Linked DNA regions of Homo sapiens: regions 2 and 3 are each linked to region 1. Evidence: read pairs that join two places in POLR2A ChIA-PET (ENCODE). Cell type or tissue: PC-9. All regions are shown on one strand.

Region 1 (5,000 bases):
CCAAACCAAAGAAAGTGGGCTCCACTAAGCTGGGAAGGCGTCGGGCAGCAAAGCCGCCGCCAGGAGGCAGCGCTTAATCAAAAATGTCCGGGCCGAGGGGGCCCAGGATACCGGAGTCCCCGGAGCGTCTTTCATCTGAAGTCTTAGCAGCAGCGCGGACCTAACAAAAAAGGGAGTTGCTGAATTAGTTCAAGAAAAGGCAACTGGAAATGCTTCATCACGTTTTAAGGCTAAAAGATGGCTTGTAAATAATATAACTACCTTTTATATACCTTTTGGATAATCTAGCTTTGGGGTTTTTTAAGCCAACGTTGGCGCTCTGCGGAGATCCACAGAGAGCCACCGCCTTCAAGAGCAGTCTGATAGAAACACACAGAGCTTACGGAATTTCCCAGCCGCCAGGCAAGGAGGAATGTAGTCCGAAGTCATGATTTGCCCATCTTGAAGCTCAATCATTTAACACCTAATTTAGCCAGTACTGATATAGCAGAGATTTGACAGCTCTGGGAAAAGAAGCAGAATATGTCGCAATAAATTATGTAAATAGTAAGGAAATAATATGCAAAGTAGTGTATTGAGTAATTTGTAGCCACAGTTCTCACATTTCTTGCATGAGGTGACAGTGATTTGTTCTTTGTACTGTCCTAAAAAGGGAGATAATGAAAGAATTCCCAAACAGTTCACTCTTCTCTCCACAACTTCTTCAATCTTAGAATGTTCTCACAGGCATGCAAAAAGGAAAAGAGATTGCAAAATGAAGTAGAATTGCCTACCCAGAGTCAGCTTCCTTCGTCTTATGTTCCTTCTCCAATGTCATTATCAATCACAACAATTACAAGGCACCTAATTTCCCAGAGCAAAGCACTTGTACAAAAGTAACTGTAGGGGCCGGGCGCGGCGGCTCACGCCTGTAATCCCAGCACTTCGGGACGCCAAGGCGGGCGGATCATGAGGTCAGGAGATCAAGACCATCCTGGCTAACACGGTGAAACCCAGTCTCTACTAAAAATACAAAAAAAAATTAGCCGGGCGTGGTGGCAGGCGCCTGTAGTCCCAGCTACTCGGGAGGCTGAGGGAGGAGAATGGCGTAAACCCGGGAGGCGGAGCTTGCAGTGAGCCGAGATCGCACCACCGCACTCCAGCCTGGGTGACAGAGCGAGACTCTGTCTCAAAAAAAAAAAAAAAGTAACTGTATAAATACAAACTTACAGAACAGAAGGAGGCTATTTGGATAAACATATTAGACAAAACATGAGCTCACTACACCCTTGACCTTCTGGGCTAAAGCAATCCTCCAGCTTCAGCCTCCCAAGTAACTGGGACTTGGTGGTGGGTGCCTACAGGTGGGTACCCAGCTTTTTTTTTTTTTTTTAGATGCAGTCTCGCTCTGTCGCCCGGCTGGAGTGCAATGGCACCATCCCGGCTCACTGCAACCTCCGACGCCCTGGTTCAAGGGATTCTCCTGCCTCAGCGTCCCCAGTAGCTGGGATTACAGGCACGCGCCACCAAGCCCAGCTAATTTTCGTATTTTTAGTAGAGACGCGGTTTCACCATACTGGCCAGGATGGTCTCAATCTCCTGACCTCGTGATCCGCCCGCCTTGGCCTCCCAAAGTGTGGAGATTACAGGCGTGAGCCACTGCGCCCGGTTTTTGTTGTTGTTGTTGTTTGTTTTGTTTTGTTTTTGGGGGGGGGTTTTGGTTTTTTTTTTTTTTTAAGAAACAGAGTCTTGGCTGTCTCTAAAAACTACAAAAATTAGCTGGGCATGGTGGCATGTGCCTGTAATCCCAGCTACTCGGGAGGCTGAGGCATGAGAATCGTTTGAACCCAGGAAGCGGGGGTTGCAGTGAGCCGCGATCACGCAGCTGCACTCTAGCCTGGGCGATGGAGTGAGACTCTGTCTCAAAAGAAAAAAAAGAGAGAGAGACAAAGTCTTGCTGTGCTGCCTAGGCTGGGATAACAAAATGTTAAAGCCAAATACAGGGCATGATGCCCTTGAAAAGCAAAGCAGTTTAAGAGAGGAAACACAGGAAGCACAGATGCCTGATGCTTCACATTATTCTTAACTCCAGTCTTTGCCAGTTGAAGTCCAGAGGTTAAAAGACATTCAGTTTAGGATGACGAAGCTGCTTTCCTGTGGCTTCTGAGGCAGATGAAGTCATAGAGGAGTGCTGTCCAGGTGCCAGACCCCTCCCTCCAACAGAGTTCCATGAGGTCCCTGAGAATGCTGATGATGTTAGTTGTCAGCGCTCTGGGGTTCTGTCTGTCTCTCTCTCTCTCTCTATCTATCTATCTCTGTGTCCAGGTAGGCTGAGATGAGAGGTAGCTGTTTGGGTGAGGAGCCCTTTTCTGGTATTTACAACCCATGGATTGTCCCCCTGCTGTATCACACTAACCACATCAAAGGTTAAATTTAGGGAGGCCCAGACAGGAAGATTGCTTGAGCCTAGGAATTCAAGACCAGCCTAGGAAACATAGCAAGACCCCATCTCTACAAAAAAAAAAAAAAAAAAAAAAAAAAAATATATATATATATATATATGGGCTGAACTTGTCTTCCTTCTTCTTCTTCTTTTTTTTTTTTTTTTTTTTTTTGAGACGGAGCCTCGCTCTGTGGCCCAGGATGGAGTGCAGTGGCACAATCTTGGCTCACTGCAACCTCTGCCTCCTGGGTTCAAGTGATTCTCCTGCCTCAGCCTCCCGAGTAGCTGGGACTACAGGTGTCCACCACCGCACCTGACTAGTTTTTGTATTTTTAGTAGAGATGAGGTTTCACCATTTTGGCCAGGCTGGTCTTGAACTCCTGACCTTATGATCCACCTTCCTCGGCCTCCCAAAGTGCTGGGATTACAGGCGTGAGCCATGGCGCTTCTAAAGACGCTTCTCTTCCCAGATTTCCTAGTTCCAATGACAATTCCCATCCTGCTCCCAAAGTCCTCCGGCTCTGGCTCCTTGACTCCCACATCTGTTAAATAATTGTACTTGTCCACTTTTGCATGCCGTGTTCATATTATACACATTATTTGTTCACCTAAATGCATATGCCCCACTCCACCCCAGATGTTTTTTTTTGTTTGTTTGTGACAGTATCTTGCTCTGTCACCTAGGCTAGAGGACAGTGGTGTGATTACAACTCACTGCAGCCTTGACCTCCCCAGGCTCAGGTGATCCTCCCACCTCAGCCTCCCACATAGCTGGGACTACAGGCACACGCCACCATACCTGGCTAATTTTTTGTTTTGCTTTTTGTTTTTTGTTTTTCCGAGATGGAGTTTCACTCTTGTTGTCCAGGCTGGAGTGCAATAGCGCGATCTCGGCTTATTACAACCTCCACCTCCCACGTTCAAGTGATTCTCCTGCCTCAGCCTCCCAAGTAGCTGGGATTACCGGCACATGGCCACCACATCCAGCTAATTTTTGTATTTTTAGTAGACACAGGGTTTCGCCATGTTGGCCAGGCTGGTCTCGAATCCTGACCTAGGTTATCCACCTGCCTCAGCCTCCCAAAGTGCTGGGATTACAGGCATGAGCCACACCGCCCAGCCAATTTTTTGTATTTTTTGTAGAGACAGGGTCTCACCATACTGTCCAGGATGACCTCAAACTCCTAGGCTCAAGCAATCCTCTCACCTCACTGACCTCAACATCCCAAGTAGCTAGGACCACAGGTGCATGCCACTATGCCTGGCAAAACACACACACACACAAAAATTAAATTTTAGTAGAGGCAAGGTCTGACTGTTGCCCAGGCTAGTCTCAAACTCCTGGGCTCAAGTGATCCTCCAACCTCAGCCTCCCAAAGTGCTGGGATTACAGGCCATGAGCCACAGTACCTGGCCAGTTTCTCATCTTTTCTGTGTGTGTGTGTGTGTGTGTGTGTGTGTGTGTGAGTTTCACTCTTGTGTGCAATGGCGCGATCTCGGCTCACCACAACCTTTGCCTCCGGGGTTCAAGTGATTGTCCTGCCTCAGCCTCCCGAGTAGCTGGGATTACAGACATGCACCACCACACCCAGCTAATTTTGAATTTTTAGTTTGGGGTTTAGACGGGGTTTGACGATGTTGGCCAGGCGGGTTTCAAACTCCTGACCTCATGATCCACCCGCCTCGGCCTCCCAAAGTGCTGGGATTACAAGCGTGAGCCACCGCGCCCAGCCTAATGAGGGCCTTTTAAATACAAACATGCACACATGTATCCACAGACACACGCATCTTGGATATTAGCCTTTTAATTAAGCTGACTTTTAACTATTGAGCTCCTTAACAAAAGAAAAAAATATATTTTTAAATCTCATTACCATATTTCAGCTATGACAAAATGCTACTAAACTAACGATGATCACACTAATTATACAGTTTCTGAGTGCTCTAAGTGTAAGCAGAAATTAACACCTGCTGGCTGTTAAATGCTAACTTTAGTCGTTTAAAAGGAATTTGCAAGACAAAATCCCAAACCAGTTTCTTACCTAGTGATGGGTCTCAGGCTGTAGACTGTTCTCTACCAGCCTAGAAGCAGGAAAAAAAAAAAACTCATCTTCCCTATTGGAAGTGAGTTCAAACTCATGGAAGCAGGAAAATGTAGGAAGCAAGTAAAACTCCAAAAAAAAAAAAAAAAACAGTTGTACAAAATAAACTTTAGATCTCGACCAAATTTTGGAAGATCAGGGATTCTCTGGAGGGGATGCTCTCAGACCTCAGCAAATTGTCCTACTTGTTTGAGCCATAAAGTTAGCTCATGCTGGTACCAAGCACCGATAGGAGATTTCTTTTATTTTTTTGAGACGGAGTCTCGCTCTGTTGCCCAGGCTGGAGGGCAGTGGCACGATCTTGGCTCACTGCAATCTCCGCCTCCTAGGTTCAAGTTATTCTCCAGCCACCCGAGTAGTTGGGATTACAAGTGCATGCCACCACGACCGGCTAATTTTGTATTTTTAGTAGAGATGGGGTTTCACCATGTTGGCCAGGCTGGTCTCAAACTCCTGACCTCAAGTGATCCACCCGC
Region 2 (5,000 bases), 70 kb after region 1:
TGTCTTTCGTGTATGGAAGACCATGATGGCAAGACCTCCCCCACGAGGGGAGCCACACACCATGAGCCTCCCTCCCCCAACTCAGCCAGTCCCATCAGCCCGACCCATCTGTGTGTTCCCTCCAGACGCCTACAGGGAATAGCTCAGAACAGACGGAAGCTGAAGCCAGGCTCCCGCCAGACTTGGGAGAGGTGAGGCCTTCTCTGAGAGCCAGGCCATTCTCTCTTTCTCTCTCAAGGCAAAGTAGAGCCATTGATCTTGGCTGGGGTGAGAGGTCAGCAGAGGGCACTGGGACCTGAGCTGCCATGCCAGGTAAGGTCCTTTCTGTCCTCATGCATCTCTTAACCACTGCAATTTTGTCTTGGAGTCCGTGTTCCCTTACCAGCCCCTGCCCAGCCCCTGCTACTCCCACTCCCCTTTGCCCACAAGACCGCCTCATTGGCCCAGAGCATAGACTTTGTGTGCTCTCCCCTGAGGGTCAGAGGAACGGGGGAGTCCTGCATCTGGAAATTTTTCCACTCTGGGCCTCTGCCTACAGATGAGCTTTTAGGCCGTGCTGCATCTGAGCCCTCTAGAGAGACTGGAACAGGGGCTCTTCTCTTCTGAAAGACTGCCGGGGTCATACGTGGAAGTCCTCTGGGTTAAACCCTCACTCCCAGGAAGTTCACACACACACATCTTTTTATTAATCTAATATAGTTTCAATCCACATCAATCTAAGTAAATTTTCCTGGACATTTTAATCTTTCATCCACAAATGCTAGAAGACATTTTGTTTCTCTCAAGTACTAAACATCTGCAATATGCCAATCAGTGTGCCGGGCCCAATGGGGAAAACAAATACAAATAAGACACAATTTCTGCCCGTCAAATAGCTTGCAATTAAGCTGGGGAGATGGATGAGGTGATACAGCACAAAACAGGCAAAATAGCAGCAAACAATACCACATTCTATCTAACTGGGGGCTACCTCATGTGCTCCAGGAATTCTGAATGGAAGAAACAGTAAATTTGGAAGACATATTTTAGAAACTGGGCCTTAAAGGATATGTAGGCTATAGATAGTTGAGAGAAAGAAGGAAAAGCATTCCTTGTGGTCAAACTACATGAGCAAATGCACAGAGAAGAAACAGTGGGCAGCCCACCACATGAGGAAAAGGCCCTTCCTATAAAGAAGGCAGCAAAATTTGGGTGGATGGTGCAGTCGTCAAAGGACACAAATGCCGGACAAGAGCATACTGCTTCTCAGGCCTTTATCATCTCGGTGACTCCCTGATGGATATGCTTAAGGTCCCTTTTCATCTATTTGAATATTGATGTCAAGTTTCCACAGCTTAGTGGCCTTGAAAACTCCAGATGTGAATGCAAATTCAGTAAGCCCTTGAATGCTTTTCAATTAGTGCTCAGGATGTTTCCTGGATGGGGGTCTGTGGATGAAGTCACTCTTAACCTGTCTGGTTTGCTGAACTCAGCTATGCTATCCCAACTCTAAAATGAAGAATACCTACCTTATAGCGAAGTCATGAGGACTAAATAAAAGAGCAAAGATCTTTGTAATTTCTCAAGCATTATACAGAGAAGCGGTGGAAGTAGTAATGCCTTTTGCAACCTATGTCCTGGCCCTTTATTTAGGCATCAAAGCAGCTTGCTAAACTCTCAAAGCACAGCACCATTTGGAGATAAAAATTTAAGTTATGGTCTACAAAGTCCAACGTGCCTTCCATAGGACTCACGGGTAACACTTTTTTGGGTTTTGTCATCTGATGGAAGGTTGGGGGACAGATTGGCAATTGAAGCTCCACGATGGTATTTTACTGCATGATTTTCCATTTTTGTGTTCAAATTACAACTTGACTTTAAGCAGAGGACCTGTGCTGATTTAAAATACTTACTCAGGTCGGGCAATTGGCTCACGCCTGTAATCCCAGCACTTTGGGAGGCCGAGGTGGGTGGATCACTTGAGGTCAAGAGAGAGACCAGCCTGGCCAACATGGTGAAACCCTATTTCTACTAAAAAAAATTACAAAAATTAGCCAGGCATGGTGGTGGGTGCCTGTAATTCCAGCTACTCGGGAGGCTGAGGTGGGAGAATCACTTGAACCCGGGAAGCAGAGGTTGAAGTGAGCAGAGATCGCAGTGAGCAGAGATCATGCCACTGCACTCCAGCCTGGGTGATAGCATGAGACTCTGTCTCAGAAAAATACATAAATAAGGCCCAGCCGGGCGCAGTGGCTCACGCCTGTAATCCCAGCACTCTGGGAGGCCGAGGCGAGCGGATCACTAGGTCAGGAGATCGAAACCATCCTGGCTAAAACAGTGAAACCCCATCTCTACTAAAAAATACAAAAAATTAGCCGGGCATAGTGGCAGGTGCCTGTAGTCCCAGCTACTTGGGAGGCTGAGGCAGGAGAATGGCATGAACCTGGGAGGCAGAGCTTGCAGTGACCCGAGATTGCGCCACTGCACTCCAGCCTGGGCGACAAAGCAAGACTCCATCTCAAAAAAAATTAATTAATTAATTAAAAATAAATAAATAAGGCCCAGTGCAGTGGCTCAGGACTGTAATCCCAGCACTTTGGGAGGCCAAGGCGGGTGGATCACCTGAGGTCAGGAGTTCGAGACCAGCCTGACCAACATGGAGAAACCCTGTCTCCACTAAAAATACAAAATTAGCTGGGAGTGGTGGCGCACGCCTGTAATCCCAGCTACTCAGGAGGCTGAGGCAGGAGAATCACTTGAACCCAGGAAGCAGAGGTTGCGGTGAGCCGAGATCGCACCATTGCACTCCAGCCTGGGCAACAAAAGCGAAACTCCATCTCAAAGAAAAAATAAAAATAAATAAATAAAAAAAATACTTATTCAGAAAGGAAAATGCCAGTGTAGGGCTAGGCTCTGGAGACCAACAAAGACAGGTGCTTGGGGGAGGCTGAGACGCTAAGGAAAGGGTGGTAACAGAGGGTGCTCTCAGGCAGTTGTGGTGGCTCACACCTATAATCCTAGCACTTTGGGAGGCTAAGGAGGGAGGATCACTTAAGCCCAGGAGTTCAAGACCACCTGGGCAACATAGCAAGACCCCATCTCTACAAAAAATACAAAACTTAGCTGGGCATAGTGGCACATACCTGTAGTTCCAGCTAATCAAGAGGATCATTTGAGCTCAGGAGGTTGAGACTGCAGTGAGCTGTGATGGCACCACTGTACTCCAGCATGGGCAACAGAGCCAGACCCTGTCTCAAAACAAAACAAAACTGAGTGCCCTGGTATTTTTCCCCTGCCAGACAAAGCTAATGGTGTTAGGTACCTTGAAGGTACCTGTGAGGGGGGCTCATTTTGATTTTTCGAAACCATCTGGTTAAAATCTAACTATGTGGACAGAGCCTCAAGCATAAAGAGATTGGGCTAGTGGGATCTGTTTTCCTGAAAACTAGGCAGGTTGTGTGTGACCCAAGACCTTGTAAGCTTGGGGCTTCAGTGCAGGAACAATTTATTTATTTAAAAATGAAGATTTATTTTCACCATTGCACTGCCCTTGCTTTTCCCCATAAACCTTGAGCTCTAAAGTTGGGGAGAATGAAGTCAGCTAGAAAATCAAGTGAGTAGGCATCCAGAGGAGTGAAAATACTGAGGACAGTAATGAGCCAAGTTCCAAACCTTTCTCAATGAATTCTCACAACATCCCTATGAGATAGGTGTTATCATTTCCTTTTTACAGATGAAGTGTGAGAGAAGTGAAGTAACCTACCCAAGCTTATTCAGCTAGTTTGTGAGGGAAGAGGGATCTGAACCATGCTGTGTGGTTCCAGAGTGTGACACTCGGCTACAGGGTGGAGGTCCCCTAGCTTGCTTATGCTCAGGAGTTGAGGAGGCGAATTCTTAGCACCACTAATTCTAAGCAAGTAGGCTTCCTGATGCCTGAAAGCTGACTGAAACTCCCATCCTTTCTGGAACATTGGCAAGTTTGACGGGTCTCCGATTTCCAAGGTCATTGTTTCTCCTTTCTACAATCCGGCACTGACTGGCTGCTTTCCAGTCTTCAGGCACCTCATCCATCTACCCATTGCTCTCAAAAATAACTGCTTAATGGCTCTCCAGAAACTCCAGCCAACTCCTTAAGGGCTCTTGAGAGCAGATCATCTGAACAACTAATAGACTTCATCCAACTTTTTGAAGTGATCTTTGCTCAGCTCTTTCCTTGCACCCACCTTCCCACGTGATCTAAGTTGGTTGGTCTGCTTCACCTCACTTTCACAGAGCTCTCTCAACCAAGGGCACACCAGAGAGCAAACCAGTCCTGGATATAAAGCGCAAAAGTTATGAGAGAGGGGAAAGGATGTCTGAAGCTAGAAGATTCAGATATGCAGCTTCTCAGACCGGAATTCCTTTCCTGCATCCAGCTCGTGACTATTGCCTTCACCTGGTTGCCATGGAAACATCAGTCTCTGGTGGATGGCAAGCAGCACTTTAGAAAGAAAGTATCACAGGCTACCATGGTAACATCAGAAAGAGTAAAGCTGCATCTTCTCTCCTGGTGGAGTGAGGAAGGAATGGATGAGGCTGCTGGGAAAAGCAGCCTAGAAGGGGCAGCCTTTGGAAAGCCTGGTGCTGACTTTAACACTTTAATGAACAGCATTCATTCAATTCTACAGACATTTAATATGTGCAAGGCAAAGCAATCATGAGAAAGACATCCAAGTCTGGCCTCATCAGGCTGTAACCATCAAGTAATGGAGTTTTCAATAAAATAATTTTTATTGCAATTATTTTATTTACTAAATAAAAGTAGAGTAAGATGACCCACAAGAGGACAAAGAATACTGAAAAGAGAGATCAACTCCACCTAGGAAAGCTTCAGGGTCTTAAAGGACAGGACTTTGATCAGCAGAAGGAGGAAAGGAAGAGAGATAGCTGGCAGGTTAGATCACTCCCATGCCTCCTAGCAAGATGCTGAGCCTACAGTAGGTCTGGCCTCAAGCTGCTTCAAGATAAGGTCTGAGGCTGGC
Region 3 (5,000 bases), 230 kb before region 1:
TTTGGGTATGCAAAAGATAGCACTGGAGGGACTGCAACTCAAATGGCTCTTAAAGGGCAGATCTAATTTATAAGCTGAAACTGAAGTCAGAGTATACTTTAGGGGTTTCATTACATAAAACAATGGAAGAGTGGAGGAGCAAGAGGGTTCCCTTAAGGGCAAAGTCCATGATTTTACATCATACATCCTCTACAAAAAGAAATCACATTATTTACCAAAAGAAACACAAATCCTCCAAAGTTTGAGTAGACAATAACTCTTCTAAAGGAAATCTCCGCATGGAAAAGAATGTCTTTTCCATTTCCTTTCCCTTGCATTGTCACGTTTGCCTTAAGATTCCCCTCTTTGCTTCTGTTAACTGCTATTGCATATATAATCTCTACCTTCTAAACTTTGGCCCCAGTGTGACCAAAACCCCCTCTCCTTGTTTCCTAATAGAACAGATAAAATAGGTTATTATTTTCAGAAATAAAAATTTAAGGAGAATCAAGTTGCAAACAGCACAAAGTCAAATTTTTAAAGTATCAAGTTTCTGATCAAGTCCTAGTAAAGCAGTAAATATCTTCAGTGAACCCATATCCCTTCATCCTTTCAGTTTCTGATGAAGTGGAACAACTTTTCAGCTCCTTTGTCTGGTTTCCCTCCCTCCTAGCTGTTTGGGAGTCTCAAAAAAGCCTCAGTTTTGCCCCCTTGCTGGCACCCGAAAGTGAGTCCACTATATTGTCCTTTCCAAGAGCAGATCACTCACCACAACATGGGGCTGAAATCATCAGTGCCTGAGCAACAGTGTGCAATAGAATTTTCTGTGATAATGTCTCTGCACTGCCCAGTATAGTAACTGCTAGACATATGTGGCTATTGAGCACTTAAACTAGTTAGTGTTGTAACCCAAATGCAGGTTCACTCTCTCGCTGCTTGCAGAGTCCACTTAACAAGAGTGAGATCTGGTATAAAGAAAATGATATTTTATTCCAAAGCTACCTTAGGGGAGGAAGTACAGGTTTTCTGCCTTAAGGGTACCATTTCACTTTTGGAGCAGAAAGAGGGTGCTTTTGAAATGGGGCATGGAATGCTGGCATGAATGGCACGAGGGGAGGAAGCGAGTGGTTGGGGGGTCTGCATACTACCTTCAGTGCCTTATCTACTGGACAGTGACTGCTGGTGCCTTTTGTGGGCAGGACTGGGTTGTAAAAGTGGCCAAAACTCTCCAGGTAAGAGAAAGCTTTGTAGCAGGCATACTTTGGGTTGTAGATAGGCTGTTGTCTCTCAAGGCAACCTCCCGGTGGGTGAGAGTTCCTCTCTGGAGCTTCTAAGCACATAGTTAGATGAACCTGCCCCATAGGGAGTGTCTGATAAAGAGGAGGTAAAAGGCTACAATTGCATTTCTAAAGAGCTAAGGAGGAAGTGAGGAGAAGGGGGAAAAGAAGAGAGATTTTTTAAAAATCATTAAACTATCTCTTAGAAAAATGGGGATACTTGGTTACAGTGTGACTAAGGAAATTTTATTTGGCTTTTATTTAAATCTAAGTAGCCACTTGTGGCTAGTGGCTGTCATTGGACAGAACAACTTATGAGCTATTCCACTCATTTCTATGTTCAGTCAAAGAGATATACCTTGTTCACAGTTTATTCAAATGGCAGTGATACCCATTTGAAACAAGAATAATCTATAGCTGCCAGGCCTGAGCTATCAGTTTATCAGCTCCACCTACTTTTGGAATACTCAGTGATGACTTACAGTCATAGAAAGAGGGTTTGTAACCTCCCAAGGAGTTCACCTTGCCCGCTGCCTAGACAGAGCTGGTTCATCAAGACTGGGCAATTAGAATGGAGAAAGAGTAATTCATACACAGCCAGCTGTGCAGGAGAACGGAATTTTATTATTACTCAAATCAGTCTCCCCAAGCATTCGGGGATCAGAGTTTTTAAGGACAACTTGGTTGGGGAAGCCAGTGAGCCACGAGTCCTGATGGTCGGGGAAGAAATAATAAGGAGTCCAAGCTGTCTTCTTGCCCTGAGTTCCTGGGTGGGGGGCGCTGCAAGATCAGATGAGCCAGTTCATCAATCTGAGTGGTACCAGCTGATCCATCAAGTGCAGGGGTCACCAAATATCTCAAGCACTGATCTTAGGAGCAGTCTAGGGAGGGTCAGAATCTTGTAGCCTCCAGCTGCATGACTCCCAAACCATAATTTCCAATCTTATGGCTAATGTTAGTGTTACAAAGGCAATCTAGTCTCCAGGCAACAAGGAAGTCAGCCCCGGGAAAGGGCTGTTATCTGTCACAAACCACAAACTATAAACTAAGTTTCTCCCAAAGTTAGTTCAGCCTATGCCCAGGAATGAACAAGGACAACCTGGTTAGAAGCGAGATGGAGTCAGTTAAGTTAGATCTCTTTCACTGTCTCAGTCATAATTTTGCAAAGATGGTTTCAGATTTGTCAAATTAATTTCCATCCACACTTGTTGGAGTCTCATACTTGCTCATGGTGTGCTTTGTCCTGATGATAAGGAGAAAAAAAATAACTTACATTTTCTCCCCAGAGGCCTGCCTTAGAGTAGGCTCCGAGAGTCCTCTTTACTCTGTGTAATTCTAGCAGATCCGTCCTGATCCTGAGATACATCAGCACTGGGGATACCTTAAAAACTGTGGTAACTTTGGTTATTAAAGGCATTTTCCATCCATTCAAGTTTCCTACTTCCAAGAAACCTCTACTTTAAAGCTGATTTCGCACATGAAAACAAAATACAAACACTTCTCTGCACTCCTGAGAAATGGTCTAGAGAGATCTAATACCAGTTCATGTGTAGTCGTCCTTGCCTAAAAAAATCTCACAACTTACAGGTTTTCAGAAAAGTGGGAGATTTTATTGTCCTGTCTGGGAGTGATACAGTATGGAATTTTCTATTTGGTACAATTTAGAATGTAGCTCCCAAAGCCTTTGACACTTAGTATATTGTTTCATAGGTAATTGTTTATGCTTCTGCCTCTTCACTAGACTTTTCTTCATTTACCCAACAAATATTGAGTGCCTACTCTGCCACACTTTGTTCTAGGTGTTGGGAGCACAGCAGATAACAAGACAGAGAGGGTCCCCCAGGAAATTTATTCTCTAGTGGAAGGAAACTGATAATAAATGAGTAAAAACAATGCAAGATAATTTCAGATAATGTTATGTGTTATGAAGAAAATAAAAATAGGGTAATGTGACAGAGTGATGGGGGGCTCTCTTTAGATCCTGTGGTCAAGAAATGCCTCAGATGAGGGGAAGTTTGAGCTGAGCTCTGAATACAAAGTTATCAGCTCTGCAAAGCCAAGAACAGCCTAGGGTAGCAACAGATAGAAAGTCTGTGTTTACCACTAGAGCAGGTTGTTTATTTCCTTTTGATAATTGCTTTTATTTATTTTTTCTTTTTTTAGAGACAGAGTCTGACTCTCACCTAGGCTGGAGTGCAGTGGTGGGATTATAGCTCACTCTAACCTCTGACTCCTAGACTCAAGTGATCCTCCTGCCTCACCCTTCGGAGTAGCTGTTACTTTTGGTGTGCATTGCCATGCCCAGCTAATTTTTTTCATTTTTGTAGAGATAGAGTCTTGCTATGATGCCCAGGCTGGATAATTGTATTTTTAGTGCTCAACATAATTCTTGGCATTGAATAACAGCAACAACAAAAATAAGTAATATTCGTATCACAAATAAGTGTACCACATGTTTATTTGAATTATCTTGGTTAGTTCTCACAAGATACAAGCCAGAGGAAGAAATTAAGAGATGCTAAATAACTTGGCCAAGGATTTACAGTGGATAAGTGGCAAAGCAAATACTGAACTTAACCAGGCTTCATGACTCCAGAATCTATACTTCTAACCAACCAGTGAGTCTCGTGGAGCACCAGTATCTGCGGTGCTTCCTAAAAATGCGGCTTTCTAGCATCAAGCCAAACCAGCTGAATCTGAATCTCAGAGGGTAGGTGCTAGAAATCTGAATTTTTTTTTCCAAGATGGAGTCTTGCTTTGTCCCCCAGGCTGGAGTGCAATGGCACGATCTCAACTCACTGCAACCTCCTCCTCCCGTGTTCAAGCAATTCTCCTGCCTCAGCCTCCTGAGTAGCTGGGATTACAGGCACGCGCCACCACACCTGGCTAATTTTTGTATTCTTAGTAGAGATGGGGTTTCACCATGTTGGCCAGGCTGGTCTCAAACTCTTGACCTCGTGATCCATCTGCCTCGGCCTCCCAAAGTGATGGGATTACAGGCGTGAGCCACCATGCCCAGCCCAGAAATCTGAATTTCTAATAAATCCACCAGATGATTCTATGCATACTGAAGTTTAGAACCACTGTGCTTTGTTGAAAGATTGAACGAAGCCAAGTTTGTTGGCTCACCCCTGTAATCCCAGCACTTTGAGACCCCAAGGCAGAAAGATAGCTTGAGCCAAGGAGTTTGAGACCAGCCTGGGCAAAATAACAAGACCCCATCTTTACAAAAACTAAAAAAAAAATTAGCTGGGCACATGTAGTCCTAGCTACTTAGAAGACTGAGGCAAGAGGACCCCTTGAGCCCAGGAGTTCAAGGCTGCAGTGAGCCATGATCATGACACTGCATTCCAGCTTAGGTGACAGTGAGAATCAGTCTCAAAAAAAAAAAGGTTGCATGAAAGAGACAAGTCCTCTGCTAGTTGAACTACTTTGTACCACATCTGGCAAATTCCTAAGCCCCTAAACTCTATAAATGCTGGTTCTCCTAAACGTTAAGTCTTTATAATGATCAGCTTAACACTGTGTTGCTACAAAGAAGAAATCTCAGAATCATCTGGGTCCTGCAGGAAGGCTAAAGAAAAATGCTTTGATAAACCCCTGTGCACCAGCATTCTCTCACCCATCCTCCACCACTCCCCAGTCTGGTTTTTTTTGTTTGTTTGCTTGTTTGTTTTTGGTTTTTGAGATGGAGTCTCACTCTGTCTCTCAGGCTGGAGTGCAGTGTCACAATTTTGGCTCACT

What was found. ChIA-PET counts read pairs that join two places held together with the same protein. Peaks named below come from ENCODE experiments on the same cell type or tissue, not always from the same donor. Only the 100,000 strongest peaks of a DNase experiment are listed, where the experiment ranks them.
Region 2: POLR2A ChIA-PET joins it to region 1 with 11 read pairs; 21 of 35 experiments call an interaction of 5 or more read pairs at or near these places.
Region 3: POLR2A ChIA-PET joins it to region 1 with 10 read pairs; 17 of 35 experiments call an interaction of 5 or more read pairs at or near these places.

What each region holds. Positions count from the first base shown.
Region 1 is chr14:22,822,913-22,827,912 of GRCh38, forward strand. No RefSeq gene overlaps it. Among named protein-coding and RNA genes, the nearest start is that of MRPL52, 4.5 kb to the right of the region's middle. RefSeq lists a silencer at 29-258 and an enhancer at 1,380-2,276. In PC-9, no CTCF peak of the experiment used is centred here; a DNase peak (open chromatin) is centred at 2,149; H3K27ac peaks cover 921 bases.
Region 2 is chr14:22,892,541-22,897,540 of GRCh38, forward strand. It overlaps RBM23 (RNA binding motif protein 23), which reads right to left. Exons shown (of 14, transcript NM_001077351.2): 14 at 664-5,000. Among named protein-coding and RNA genes, the nearest start is that of REM2, 12 kb to the left of the region's middle. In PC-9, no CTCF peak of the experiment used is centred here; no DNase peak of the experiment used is centred here.
Region 3 is chr14:22,592,111-22,597,110 of GRCh38, forward strand. No RefSeq gene overlaps it. Among named protein-coding and RNA genes, the nearest start is that of ABHD4, 3.7 kb to the right of the region's middle. In PC-9, no CTCF peak of the experiment used is centred here; a DNase peak (open chromatin) is centred at 2,191.